Linked DNA regions of Mus musculus: region 2 is linked to region 1. A link is a contact called in ENCODE Hi-C or POLR2A ChIA-PET data. All regions are on one chromosome and are shown on one strand. The core of a region is the stretch at or near the end of the contact, and the rest is flanking DNA. Distances in the headings are between cores, read along the strand shown. Region 1 holds the start of 4833420G17Rik (RIKEN cDNA 4833420G17 gene). Region 2 holds the start of 1700074H08Rik (RIKEN cDNA 1700074H08 gene).

Region 1 (6,561 bases), core at 2,156-4,655:
GTCTTTGGGTAATTCTGTAAGTATCCCATTAAATCTTACCTGCAAGGAGGACAGATGAGTGTAGGTTTTTTTGTTTTTTTTTTTTGTTTTTTCCCAATTAGAAAAAGTTTTGTCATTTAATGAGAGGAGGATGTTTGATAGATAAAAAATCCTGTTGATGGCTGAAAGCTCATACAAAAGTCCATTTCCTATCAGGTCCTGAGGGCAGACGCACACAGAGCTAGCTGCAAAGTTAACAGAACATGTATTTATCCAGTCTTAAGAGCAGCTCTAAAATGCCATAGTGTGCGCACCTTGTGGAACTATTGACTTGTTACCAGCAGCTCTGCCCATGCATTGCCGTTGTTCAACTATTACTGGGTCAAACTCTGCTTCTTCAGAGGCAGCATCTTCCCCAGACCTGGCCCCCTTCCCTTAGGACATCCTCAGAGACTTTGATCAGGAACCCTTCCTCTTGGGAATTAACAGGCTTGAGCCTGGTGGTCTTTGACTAGATTTTAGCAGATGGAAAGAATGTAAGCTTGTGTATGCCTCGGCCCTGCTGTGTTGGTTTAGCAAGACTGAACCCCGTGAACGCAGCAGAGCCGCATCCGTTTGCCTTGGGTTTGGTTCTGGTAGATGTGTGCCATTGTAAGTTCAGCATCCCGATGCCACTTTGTACTGCTGGTGATCATTGTGCTCCCTCCGTCCAGTTTTAATTGGCTCTTGCCTCCTTTAATCTTTTCATTATCTCATTTGTTTTAGGGAAAAGCATTAGCAGTCAAATGTACACAATTGTATCTTCTTTATCTTCTCTCCTCTACAGGAAGCATCCTGAGTAGATTTTCCTGCCTCCTCTTTCATGAATTCTGTTACTTAAGAGTGACTGGGGTTTCTTTTTGTTGTTTTTCTAATCTGGCTTTTTTTCCCCCCCACAAGCTGTTCCCATGCCATTTCTTATCAAATAAAAAATTAAATCTGTTTTTCTAAGTTTCCTTGTTCCGGAGTCCTATAGTCAGCCTTCTCAAGTAGCCCATAGTTATCCATTTCCTTGTCTCTAATCGGTCTTCAAGGTCGTTTTCTTTCCCACTATATGCAGTCTCAGTAAAGTGGCCCTGGCCTCTGCCTCACTAACCCTAATAGATCTGTTTTTCAGCTTGCCTTCTATACTGACACCAAAATTTAAAAAGCATCTAGGCATCTAAGACAATAATTAGCTTTCTCTTTATGCTCTTCTGCAATGTGTTTCTGGGCTTGTCTTACTTTATCTAACTTTCTTCTATTTTTATTTTTAAATTGTTGTATTTTGTATGTGTGGGTGTTATGCCTGCATGTGTGTCTGCACCAGTGTGTGCCTGGTACTCAGGGAGGTCAGAATAGAGTCTGATTCCCTAGGACTGGAGGAACAGAAGGTTTTGAGCTGCTATGTGGGTGCTGGAAATTGAACTCAGGTCCTCCGGAAGATCAGCCAGTGCTCTTAGCCACTGAGTCATCTCTCCAGCCCCCTTAACATTCTAATGTCACATTTCTTTTAAATCTTCAACTAACAGCCATTGATCTCCAGGTGGGTATCTCCTAATTCCAACCAAATCTTACAATTTTCACCAAATGAATTTAGAAGATTTAAATCTAGCTCAAACTTTTCCTAAATTTATTTTTTTATAACCTCTTCCGCCTTTCCTAAACCAGGAAATTGGGTTGTTTTAGAGTCTTTTCTCCGAAGTCCCAGGTCCAGTAATTCCCAAGAATATAATTAACTCTCCTGCTGGAACTGCTGTCTTCTTAGTATTGAGAACCTACATTCTAGGGGTTCTCTCCTGTTTACCCTTTGCTGCCCACAATCCATTCCCCATCAGCAATCCCAGTAATCTTTCAAAACATGAAATCCCGTGTAGCAGAAATTCCATTCGGGTTCTCAAACATTAGATGGGGAAAGGGTGGGGGTAGAAAACAGCTACACAATGTACAGTACATACTGTCACAGGTCATTAAGAAATAAGACTGTGGTTGGGCGGTGGTGGCGCATGCCTTTAGCCCCAGCACTCGGGAGGCAGAGGCAGGCGGATTTCTGAGTTCGAGGCCAGCCTGGTCTACAAAGTGAGTTCCAGGACAACCAGGGCTACACAGAGAAACCCTGTCTCAAAAAAAGAAAGAAAGAGAAAGAAAGGAAGGAAGGAAGGAAGGAAAAGAAAAGAAAAAAGAAAGGAAGGAAGGAAGACTGTTATCTGTCCAAGGATGTCTTTACTTAAGATCATTCTTTGTATCAGTATATTTTCAAGTGATGGCTAATTGAAGAGTTAGATCCTGTTTTCCCAATCCCTTACTGATAGCTTTGCTTAAAGCTCTTGCACTAAACAAATATTCCTAATAAAGCTTTTTTGTTAGTTTGTTTTTTAAGAAAAAGTTGCCTGGAGATTTTTAAATTTAGAATCAGCAAATTTCTTCGAGTCTGGCTCCATCCATAATGACCTGGCCATACTACCTCAGGCCTCCTTCCTCCCTGATCATGCTTCAACCCCTTAAAGAGACATCATCTTTCCCTTGGACTGCTTGGAGTTGTAACAGAGCCTTGACCTTTGCTTGTACTTAGCAAGTACCTATTTAAAACTCCAGATTTGGAGCTCTGGCCATATGGATAATGTCCTTGTGGAGAGATCTGCCCCCCCCCCCTTGCTCTGAGCTCACCCTCATACTGAGGGCAATAGGCAGCACAAAGAGGTCTGCTTTACTACCAAGAGTGTCTTGTGGACAGTCTATAATCTGGATGCAATACTATTTTTAGGCAGGGCAAAGCCAGGAAGATGGTGAAGCACATCTTTAATCCCAGCACTAGGGAGGTAGAGGCAGACAGATCTCTGAGTTCGAGGTCAGCTGGGTCTACAGAGCGAGTTCCAAGACAGCCAGGTTTACACAGACCCTGTTTCAAAAACAAACTAAACAAAACAAAACCCAAAAAAACTCAAACCTCAGATTTTAGTGGAAGTATTTTCTCAGACTCTATTCTCTCATAGATCGCTGTGTTTTTTAGTTTAGGAACACTCATAACTAATAGAATATTTTGTCCCCCCAGTCATTCTCCAATCCCCATCCTGACCCCAGTGAATTGGGCTAATCCGCAGCGTATTTTGCTGACGTCGTACGCATGTCTAATGGCAATAGATTAAGAATTAGAAGACATTTTCTGGCACCTCTTAAAACAAGTGGTCTTTGTCTTCGATTACTTTTAAAGAATTTTAAAGCTCCGCTAACACCTATCCTGTGACAGTGTCGCCTGGTAAAACTGGTCTATAACCCTAATCCCCACGGAAACTCGGCGCTTCCGTGCCGACACTGAGCACCCGATACGTGGAGACCAGAGTCCAACCCGGAAAACCGGTCTTTTCCGGAACTGCTCTTTGCAATGGAAGAGGCGGGACTTCCGGCTTCGCTTTTCCGGAGACCGCCCCTTCCTCTCGGTGCGGGAGGCTCCAACTGCTGCCTCGCTTTGTGTTTTGTTTGTTTGTGTTTTGTTTGTTTGTGTTTTGTTCCTCGCGTCGCCGATGCTGCCCCAGAGGACTGGACCGGTGTTTCAACCGAAACACTTCTTGTATCCGTGTTTTTCCGTAGATGTGATTATTTTTCTTCCTCAAGAAATGCTTCTCGGTAGTTAATACATTACGGAAGGAACCGTGGAGAAGCGCTACGCAAACAGCACAGTTCGTGCCACTTGAGCAAAATAGAGGTCGGTCGGAGGCCGAGGTTGCCCTCCCTTCCAGGTGCAGAACAACTTCGCAGCCCACAGCCGCCGGTGAGTGTTGCAAGTTTGGCGGTGGTCTTGCTGAGGGTGTTTTCCCGCCCCCTTCTCTTTCCCCGGGTTTGTTTTGAAAAAAAAAACGAGCCTTCAACATGCAGAGGAGGGTTTTCGGTTCGTTATCCCCCAGACCTAACGTGTTGAATGGTGAGAGTGCAAACGTGAATAAAACGATGCAAAGCACCAATTTGCTCTTAAAATACCAGGTAGAGCTATGCGTGTGTGCACATACGTCTCTTCGTCTGTAATCACGGTGTTTGCTTATTGGCGTTGCAAGGATTTAAACAAGTGACGTAAAGCAGTTACTGTGGTCTTACCTGTGGGAAGTTAACCCGTGACGGCAATATAGAGATGCACTGAAGACAGACGAAATGGGAGAAAGATAGTTGTAGTAAATAAGAGTTCAGCTTCCAACAAAAGGAGATAAAGGGCCAAATTCAAGCGAGATTTTAAAAAGCAATAGAAAGCTAGTTACAGGCAGAAAGCATCGTGATGACAGTGGTGTCATCAACGCATATCGTGAACTCAAGGGGAAGAATTTAAATATTTATTCTTTCTGTATTTGATGAAAGTTTATTTGTCCAACAGCTTTCTTTGCCTAGTACTATTTGAGGTCCCAGTGATACATTTGTAAATAAGACAGGAGAGATCTGTTTTGTCTGAGTTTCTATCCTGGTGGGAGGTACTGATAAAGTCTATGAGGACAAAAGATATGTTAGGATAGCAATTATGGATGGAGTAGTTTAGCTTAGGTGATAAAGTTGGGCCTTGGTGCAAGTGGTATTTGTGTTGAGATGTGAGTTCTGATGAAGAGTTTGTGATATGATAAGCAAGGAGACGACAAGCTAGACAGAGAGAGCAGGGCAAAGTTCCTGAGATGAGAAACACCTTCTTTCAAGAGCAATCTCTACAAAGCCAGTGTGATTAAAATGATCAGAACAAGGGAATTAGGAAGTGACATTTGGAGAAAGTGGTGGGCTAGCCTGTGTGGCCTCTGCAGGCTGTAGTGTAGGACTATTGATCTAATTCTGTGTGCAAATAACTAGGATTAATGGGCTCCAGCTAAAGAATGGATTTAGGGGATGCTGCAGAAATCTGCTTTTGGTGGGAGTGCTTTTGTTATAGTTTAATCAGATTCTGTTTCTCTATGGAACAAAGACATAGAAGTCTATGCTGCTACCGGTAGCCTGAATTGTGCGTACCTTATTTGCATATTTAAAAATAAAAAAAAAGATGAGGATGAAAGTAACCATCGTTATTAGGTAAGGTCTTGAAGAGTCTTTGATTTAAGTAATCAATAAGAATGATTAAAGTAACAACAGAGATGGCAGTAGAGAAGAAACCCTTACTAACTGTCTTAGTTAGGGTTTTACTGCTGTGAACAGACACCATGACCAAGGCAAGTCTTATAAAAACAACATTTAATTGGGGCTGGCTTACAGGTTCAGGCCATTATCATCAAGGTGGGAGCATGGCAGTATCCAGGCAGGCATGGCGCAGGAGGAGCTGAGAGTTCTATGTCTTCATCCAAAGGCTGCTAGTGGAAGACTGACCTCCAGGCAACTAGGGTGAGGATCTTATACCCACACCCACAGTGACACACCCATTCCAACCAGGTCATACCTATTCCAACAAGGCCACACCTTCAGATGGTGCCACTCCCTGGTCCAAGGATATACAAACCATCACACTAACCTAAAGTGGGGTTGGAGGAGGATGGAGGGAAGAGTTTGGGAGAGGGGACAATCTACAACTTAGTCACAGACCAAGTAGGTCTAGTAGGATGAGGTCTTAAGATATTAGTACAAAGACATTGATGGCCATTGTGGATGGATTAATGCCAGTGGAAAGGCAGAGGAGAAAGCCAGGTCGTAATAGCATGAAGATTAGTAAGAGGTGCTAGCAAGGAGGGGTTTACTGTACTTTATTGATAGGAAATTGACATGAACTCAGTAGTATTGTCTCTGAACAGTGTTCTGTTGTTGTTTTGGACTGGTGAGACTGAAAATACAGGAGACAGGGTTTGTGTTAGAAAAGAATTGACATTCACAAGATTTACTGGGACCTTACAAGGCAGCTTTCGTAGTGCTAGGCACTGTCATGGGTATTTTCTCACTTAAACCTACAGCAGTCCTGTGTAACCCGCTCATTTTACAGATAACAGACATCCCTAGGCATCTGCCTAGCAAAGAGTGGCGCATAAGCGAAGCCCTCCACCACCACCGCACAGTTATGGAAAGCATAGTAAAAACAGGCATTTTGGTGGTAAGAAATGAAATAGAAGAAGTGAGAATACATTGAAGAGACTGGATTAACTACTTGCTTAGTTCCGGACTGGGGAGCAGTGTATTCTGATATTTGTATATTTTCATGGTCTTTTCTTTTGGCCTGTGGTTTGCATGTGTTAAAACTGATTTGCTGTGTTTTTATTTTATTTTTATGTATTATTATTACTCTATGTATGTATGATGTATGAGTGCGGGCATGCATATTTTTGCTACAACTTTGTTCTCACTTTTCCACGGTGAATTCCAGAGATGCAGTTCAGTTCATCAGACCTGCATGCCAAGAATCTTCACGTGCTGAACCATCATGCCTGCCCAAATTGCTTATATTTTTCTTACCAAAGTATAATTGGTTTATCTGAAATGAGATGCTGAGCATATCAGATACAAATTTAAACTTGAGGAACAGTAAACCACAAAATGTTTGTTTGTGATTTTGTGAGCTGTCCGCGCCTCCCAGGTTAGGTTTTGACTGTGTCTGAGTAAAGTCCTCGGGATTCCTCAAGG
Region 2 (6,772 bases), core at 4,243-6,742, 220 kb after region 1:
TCCAGCATCCCTTATCTCTTTGGTGTCTATGCCTGTACAGGCTAATCCATGTGGACCACTGTCTGTCTGGTATCACACACTCCAGCCTGTGCATTCTCTTCTCACCTCAATTTACTCCTCAAAGTACAGGAGTTTCAAGGCCAAGAACTGAACTGTTTGTTTGTTTTTGTTCTTTGAGACAGGGTTTCTCTGGGTAGCCTTGGCCATCCTAAAACTCACTCTGTAGACCAGGTTCGTCTTAAACTCATACAGATTCATTTGCCTGCCTCTGCCTCCAGCATGCTGGGATTAAAGGCATGCACTGCCACCACCTGCTCTGAAATTATTTTTTAATCTCTTTTCTTCCCAGAGATGAAAAGTTATTCTCTTCCTGCCCTGTCTCCTTCCTTTCTTCCCTTCCTCCCCCTCTACTTCTTTCCCTGTTATTTGGAAAATGTAAGTGCCTTGCTTTGGACTGAACTCAAACTATTTTGGCAGGGAACCCAGACTTTGATATGTGCTAATTATTGTGAATAAAAGAAAATTATTTACAAAGGACTGAATGGATACGTTTTTAAAAAATTACTGTATTCATACCCTACACAGTTAGAGCACAGTTAGTCTTACTGGTTGCACAGATATCTAAACAACATGGCAATGGTTTTGAGGTTCTGGTTCTCCATAAGGACATGAAGGAGCAAGTTTTATCTAAGTATAATGTGGCTCACTTGGATCAACATAACAATCTTTAATGTTAGAAATAGCTTCTCGCTACAAAATTTTCGGTTTTCAGATATATATATATATCTTCTTTTATATCTGAAATATATCTTCTTTTATATCTGAAATATATATTATATATTATATTATCTGAAATATACATTAGATATATTATTATATATTCTTATATATATGTGTGTGTGTGTGTGTGTGTGTATACACATACACACGCACACATATAGGATAGCCAGGGCTATACAGAGAAACCCTGTCTTGAAAAACAAAAACAAAACAAAACAAAACAAAAAAAGGAGAAACAGCCTTTCCCTTAATTAAGTCTCAAAAGGAAGACCATGGTTTCCTATTTCTAGCTGAGAAGACAGTAGATGGCATACATTAACTGAAGCCAAAATAGTAACAATGACTTACGTAAAAATAAAATAAAATATTGGTATACTTGAGTTAAGTGGAGTTAGCAACTATTATTTAAAACACACACAACTTAAAATATGTAGATTTGTTTGATATGTTAAAAATACGAATTATGAGATACTTTCCAAAATGTACTTAAATTACAAGTAAAATAAGAAATGTGACGAGATAAATTGTGTGTGTGTGTGTGTGTGTGTGTGTGTGTGTGTGTGTGTGTGAGTGTGCGCGTGTGTAGGTCAGAGGATGACATCAGGTATCTTTCTCAATCACTCTCCATTTCATTTACTGAGACAGGCTCTTTTGCAGAACCCAGAGCTCACTGATCTGGCTGGTCCAGCTAGCTAGCTTGCCCTAGGAGTCCTCTAGCTCCGCCCTCTAAGAACTGGGATTACCCCTGCCTGGCCCCTACATGGGTGCTGAGAATCTGAACTCTGTCCCTCCTGCTTGCACATTATCTACGGGGTCATTTTCCCAGCTCCACATATTCAATTTAAAGATTATGTTGATATTTGAGTTTTTATTTGTGCAGCACAGTCAGAAAAATATACTACTGAGGTCAAACAGGCCTTAAATGGTATCCCTACAGTGACCTTCGATTTGTTTATCTGAAAATAAAAGATTGAAAAAAAAAACAACTACAAAGTTGTTGTGCAGATTTAACATATATTAAAAGCAATCGGTGCTCTGTACAAGAGGCAACAAGTGACCTGAATTCACATTTCTTTTTTTTTTTTTTGGTTTTCTGAGACAGGGTTTCTCTGTGTAGCCCTGGCTGTCCTGGAGCTCACTTTGTAGACCAGGCTGGCCTCGAACTCAGAAATCTGCCTGCCTCTGCCTCCCCAGTGCTGGGATTAAAGGCGTGCGCCACCACACCCCATTTCTTGAGTACCTGTAACTGCGGTGTGGCTCAGGCGTCAGTTTGGGAAAATTGAGGATTCCATGTTTTGTACTTCAAAGTAAGCAGCTATGGGAGGAGTTGTATACTCACAAGGCTGGAGTAGTGACATCAGGTACTATCAGCAGTAGGAACAGGGGGATGTATGAGCAGGGCTTCACATAGGCCTTGAACAACTAAGATAACAAGAGGCCAGAAACAGGGCTTCTTTAGTGAGCACAGTTGGGATAGCAACCTTAGGTCCCTAGAGGTCACACTGAATAAAGATATTTTTTGATTACTAGGTTGGTGATGCCTCAACTGAGTAACAGGATAATGTGATCTTATCTCTCAGATATTGTTATAGCATGACATTAACTTTGTTTCACTGAGTTAGATTCAACTGTGGAGAAGTTTGAAGCAATGTTAAAACTTCCCTTTTCTTCTTGTCCTTTCTACTCACAGAAATATTTGAGCTTTAGAAGGATATGAGTAAGAGAGAGAGAGAGAGAGAGAGAGAGAGAGGGAGGAAGGGAGGGAGGGAGGGAGGAGAGAGAGAGAGAGAGAGAGAGAGAGAGAGAGAGAGAAACACAAGAGTTGTCTGTGGGGATGGGGTCTTAAAGAAACATCCATCCCAGCCAGGAGGATCATGAAATAGGTGAGGTGAGAAGAACGGGGCATGCCTCAGGTGACTCCACCGCCAGAGAACCTGTAGACCATGTAAGAACCAGAGAGGCTAAGAGATATCCTTAACACTCACTTACAGAGCACGGGAAGGAGAGTTAAGATATCAGGGAGATTCTATCCGAGCTTCACTTCTCTCTCACAGCAAGAATCAGCGTGGTATGCGTGGAAATCAAATGAGTCTCCAAGGTGGACCCGAGAGTTAAGATGTTTCCCATCCCAACCTCCAAGAGAGGTTTGATGGTGAGTTTTAGGTGTCACCTAGAGGATGTTACAGTCCCTGGTTATTCAATCAAACAATAATGTATGTATTGCTGAGAGTTTTATTTTTAGATATAACTAAGGAATAGAGTAAGGTAACATTAAAGAAGATTATAAGGTAAGATACTACAGAAGCCAATTCCTTGAGGTAAATCTCTTATTGTGCTCCTGTTGTGGGTTCTCTTTTGCTGGCTGATCCCTGAGAGAGGAGTGCTTCAGAGATAATTGGTTAAGAAGGATTTCCTCCCCCTGCCAGGTGAGGTAGGGCCTCAATAGGCCCGGTGAGGGTTGAAACACAATCCAAGAAGACAGAGTTCTGAAGTCAAAGCTGCCTACAACTGAGTGTCGGTCGATGCTGAGAAACTAAGACAAGACAGTCTCGTGCCTTAACTCTTTGTTTTAATGAAGGATCTAGATGGGAACTTTGGGCAGCAACTGCTCTTATAACTATCTCCCTGTTCCCCTGTTTTAGGAAGCCACCACCTGATCCAAGCTACATCTCCCATCTAAGATTAAGTCCCAATAAAAGCTTTGCCTGACCAATCTCATTTCTACCATCTTTGGGCCTGGGCACTAGGCCCCAGTAACATAGTAAGACAACTGTTCCCTTGTGAAAAATCAACTGTACAATGCTACTATATGTGTCTTCTACAAACATAGGTCTATAAGCATTGGAAGCCTAAAACAGTAAAAGAATTTTAAAAAATTGTAAAGTGTTAAAAACCTAACAGATCACACCAGCATCAGCTGGTGTATCACAAGCTATCTGAAAAGAACATTTCCCGGTGTTTCTATGAGAACAGCAGAGTGTAAAAAAATTACCTCCAGATTTTCAGGAACCTTTGGGTAAAATTAGAAATCCACCACTATAATATTTGGAATTTTCAAAAGCAGTTGGTAGTACCAGAGGATGCATAGGTGGATAGCCTCATCTAACACATTCAAAGCAACATCTAGGTGTGTTGCTTAGGGATTTGTTGCCTACAGTTTGGGAAACTTTTAAAGGTTCCCCCCCCCCCTTTGTGATCTGTCCTTGAAAACTAACTCAGAGTAAGATAGAATAGTTTGGCTAAGAAAGAGGGGGAAAGTGACATAAAGATGATTGTGTGGTTTGAATGTGACCTATCTCCCAGAGCTTCATGTGTTTGAACAATTGGTTCCTAAGTGGGGATGCAGTTTTAGAAAACTATGGAAATTTTAAGACAGGGAGCCTGTGGGAAGAATAGGGTCACTAAGGGGAGGTTTGAGATTTCATAGCTTGAACTCACTTCCTGGCTCCCCTCGGCTTCCTAACTGCAGCTGCCATGTGACCCCTCAGGTACCCGCTGCTATGTTTTCTCTGCCACCATGATGGGATGCTGCCTCTTGAACTGAAGTCAGATAATCTCTTCCTCTCCAAAGTGGAGTCTTGTTATGTATGCTGTTCATGGCAACAAGAAAAGTGATCCAACAGTAAAGAAAACATCTGTTTCTTGCTGCAGTTGAGCTGAGTTATAAACGCATCAGTCATCTGAGCTCGGGGCGCTGTAGAAAGAACAGCAAGTGCAAAGACCTGAGGGAGACATAAACTATAACAGACACGAGAAAAAGTGAGTGAGCCTAGTTAAAGAACTCGAGTTAGCCAGACTTGACGTTTAGCTAAACTCTGGAGTTAACCGGACTGCAAGAAGGCTGAGGTTAACCTAAAAATAACAGGAAAGGCTAGGCATTCGGTCGCCCATACCAAAAGAGCAGTGGCAAATCCTAAAAATGGGGGATATATAAACTTTGACCAAAATGCTAGATTTTTCCTCTATTCCATTCTGGGCAATGGAAGTGACTCCAACAGAATGCCTGCCCTTTACTAGGCCTCTAGCTCAGCTAATCACTTGTTAGCATTGCAATAACAGCTACTAGATGGTTCAATAACCACCTATGGAACACCTACTAATTTCTAGGCATGGTGATAGGTATCTTAGGTACAATATAGTACTCATTAACGTCCAAATAGATACCATTCTCAATTCACCACTGAAGAACCAAACCTCAAAAACTTCAAGTCATTTGCCCACATAAGTGACAAAGCTAAGATTTGAGGACAGCTCCTCTGGGCTCTTTCCATTTTTCTGTTACACCCTATAAAGAACAGAGTTGTCTCCTTTAACCCCAGCACTTGGGAGGCAGAGGCAGGTGGATTTCTGAGTTCGAGGCCAGCCTGGCCTACAAAGTGAGTTCTAGTACAGCCAGAGCTACAGAAACCCTGTCTCAAAAAACCAAGGGAAAAAAAAAAAAAAAAAAAGGAACAGAGTTGTGTCCAGGGAAGGGGTGAAGGGGTGTGGTGGTAGCGTCTGAGAGACAGATGAGTACCTTGACCTTTGAAGCCTTTCCCAACAGACTCTGTTTTTCTGAGAAAGTGATCATGGGATTTGGTAGTTTGCCTGTGGGCTTAGTAGCCAGCTTTGACTAAATAGGCTCAGAAGAAAATGCTCATCAGTCAAGTTTATGATCCTCATTATGATGCAATCAGAACGCTGGTGTCAAACATGATTGCCTGGGAAACTGCAGACTAGCAACATACAGAACCAAGAACATGGACTGTCATGAACATCTTTCCAATTTTCCTTTTTAATATTTTCTGTATTTTAATTTTATGCACGAAGATGAAATGATGGTTATCACGCAAGATATCAATGAACAAAAGAAATGCTGACAAGTGCTTACTGAAGACAGCTTGTGCAAGCCAGGATGCTTTGTTTGGATTTACAATGTGCTTCCCTTAAAGGGGAGAAAGTGGTTATCATGTATCCATGGCTCTGGCCTGACACACCAAAGGTCACTTTGAAACTTATTTTAAAATAGTAACTTTCTATATTCCAGCATAAATTCCCTCCCAAAATTACTACCACACGATAGTAAATGTTAAAGACTAGTTATGGGTTGCCCTGCTCAACTAGTTATTAATATACAGTTAACAAAGCTGAAGACTTAACAAGAAAGGAAGGGAAAAGTGAACATTTGGCTGCCATCCTTCAATACTGGCCTGAGGCTCAGTATCAGCTGAGGGATACTCCAAATCACTGTGTCTATATACTAAATAGTTCTCGCTTTAAAAAGTAGTGACCACGTATGAAATAGTGTGGGACCTTAATATTTTTTTGGTTTATTTTTTTATGATTCGTGTATTTGGAATGAAACAAAAATTGCTTTATTAACTTCTTGACAATCATTTAAAAACAGAAGCCACGACCTATTTTATTCATAAAGCACTGTGATAACTGCAGGTAAGCCAGATATAGTTTGTGATTAGCCCTAATCCGCACATTCAGAGAATTTCCTGAAAATGTTTTTTTAATCTGTTTTTTTTTCTGTGTCTGTCTCCACCCCACCCCTGTGTGTGTGTGTGTGTGTGTGTGTGTGTGTGTGTGTGTGAGAGAGAGAGAGAGAGAGAGAGAGAGAGAGAGAGAGAGAGATTGACTTCAAGCACACTGTATGCTTACACATGGAGGTCACAGGACAAATCATGCCCTTGCCTTCCACCTTGTTCGAGGCAGGGTCTCTGGTTATTCACTACCGCATATGCCTGGCTATTGAGCCTGAAACTTTTGAGGATGCGCCTGCTTCTGCCTCTTCTCTCACTCTGCGAGTACTGAGCTTACTGACCTGGATCTGGCTCCTGCTTCCAGCTTTTGTGAACCTGAGGATCTGAACTGGGGTCCCTCACACTTGCACTTTAACTACTGAGCCTCCCCCCACCCTGTTCCAGAATGGTTTTTGGTCTCTTCTTCCCACAAACAGAAGATCAGAGCAGCAAATAATCTCTCTTTCATGTCACTCCACAGGCTG

Evidence for each region. A loop is a pair of places that touch in the nucleus more often than their neighbours do. ChIA-PET counts read pairs that join two places held with the same protein, here RNA polymerase II (POLR2A).
Region 2: a map of T-helper 2 cell shows a loop between it and region 1 (4-fold over the local background). The contact joins the promoter of 1700074H08Rik here to the promoter of 4833420G17Rik in region 1. A Hi-C loop is called at or near these places in 1 of 37 maps with a recorded cell type or tissue (T-helper 2 cell). POLR2A ChIA-PET finds 5 or more read pairs at or near these places in 1 of 5 experiments (Patski).

Annotation. Positions count from the first base shown.
Region 1 is chr13:119,459,354-119,465,914 of GRCm38, forward strand. 4833420G17Rik (RIKEN cDNA 4833420G17 gene) reads left to right here and starts at 3,406. Exons shown (of 13, transcript NM_001113550.1): 1 at 3,406-3,766. It overlaps Paip1 (polyadenylate binding protein-interacting protein 1), which reads left to right. Exons shown (of 11, transcript NM_145457.4): 11 at 1-970.
Region 2 is chr13:119,674,550-119,681,321 of GRCm38, forward strand. 1700074H08Rik (RIKEN cDNA 1700074H08 gene) reads left to right here and starts at 5,493. Exons shown (of 3, transcript NR_138420.1): 1 at 5,493-5,730; 2 at 6,167-6,210; 3 at 6,769-6,772.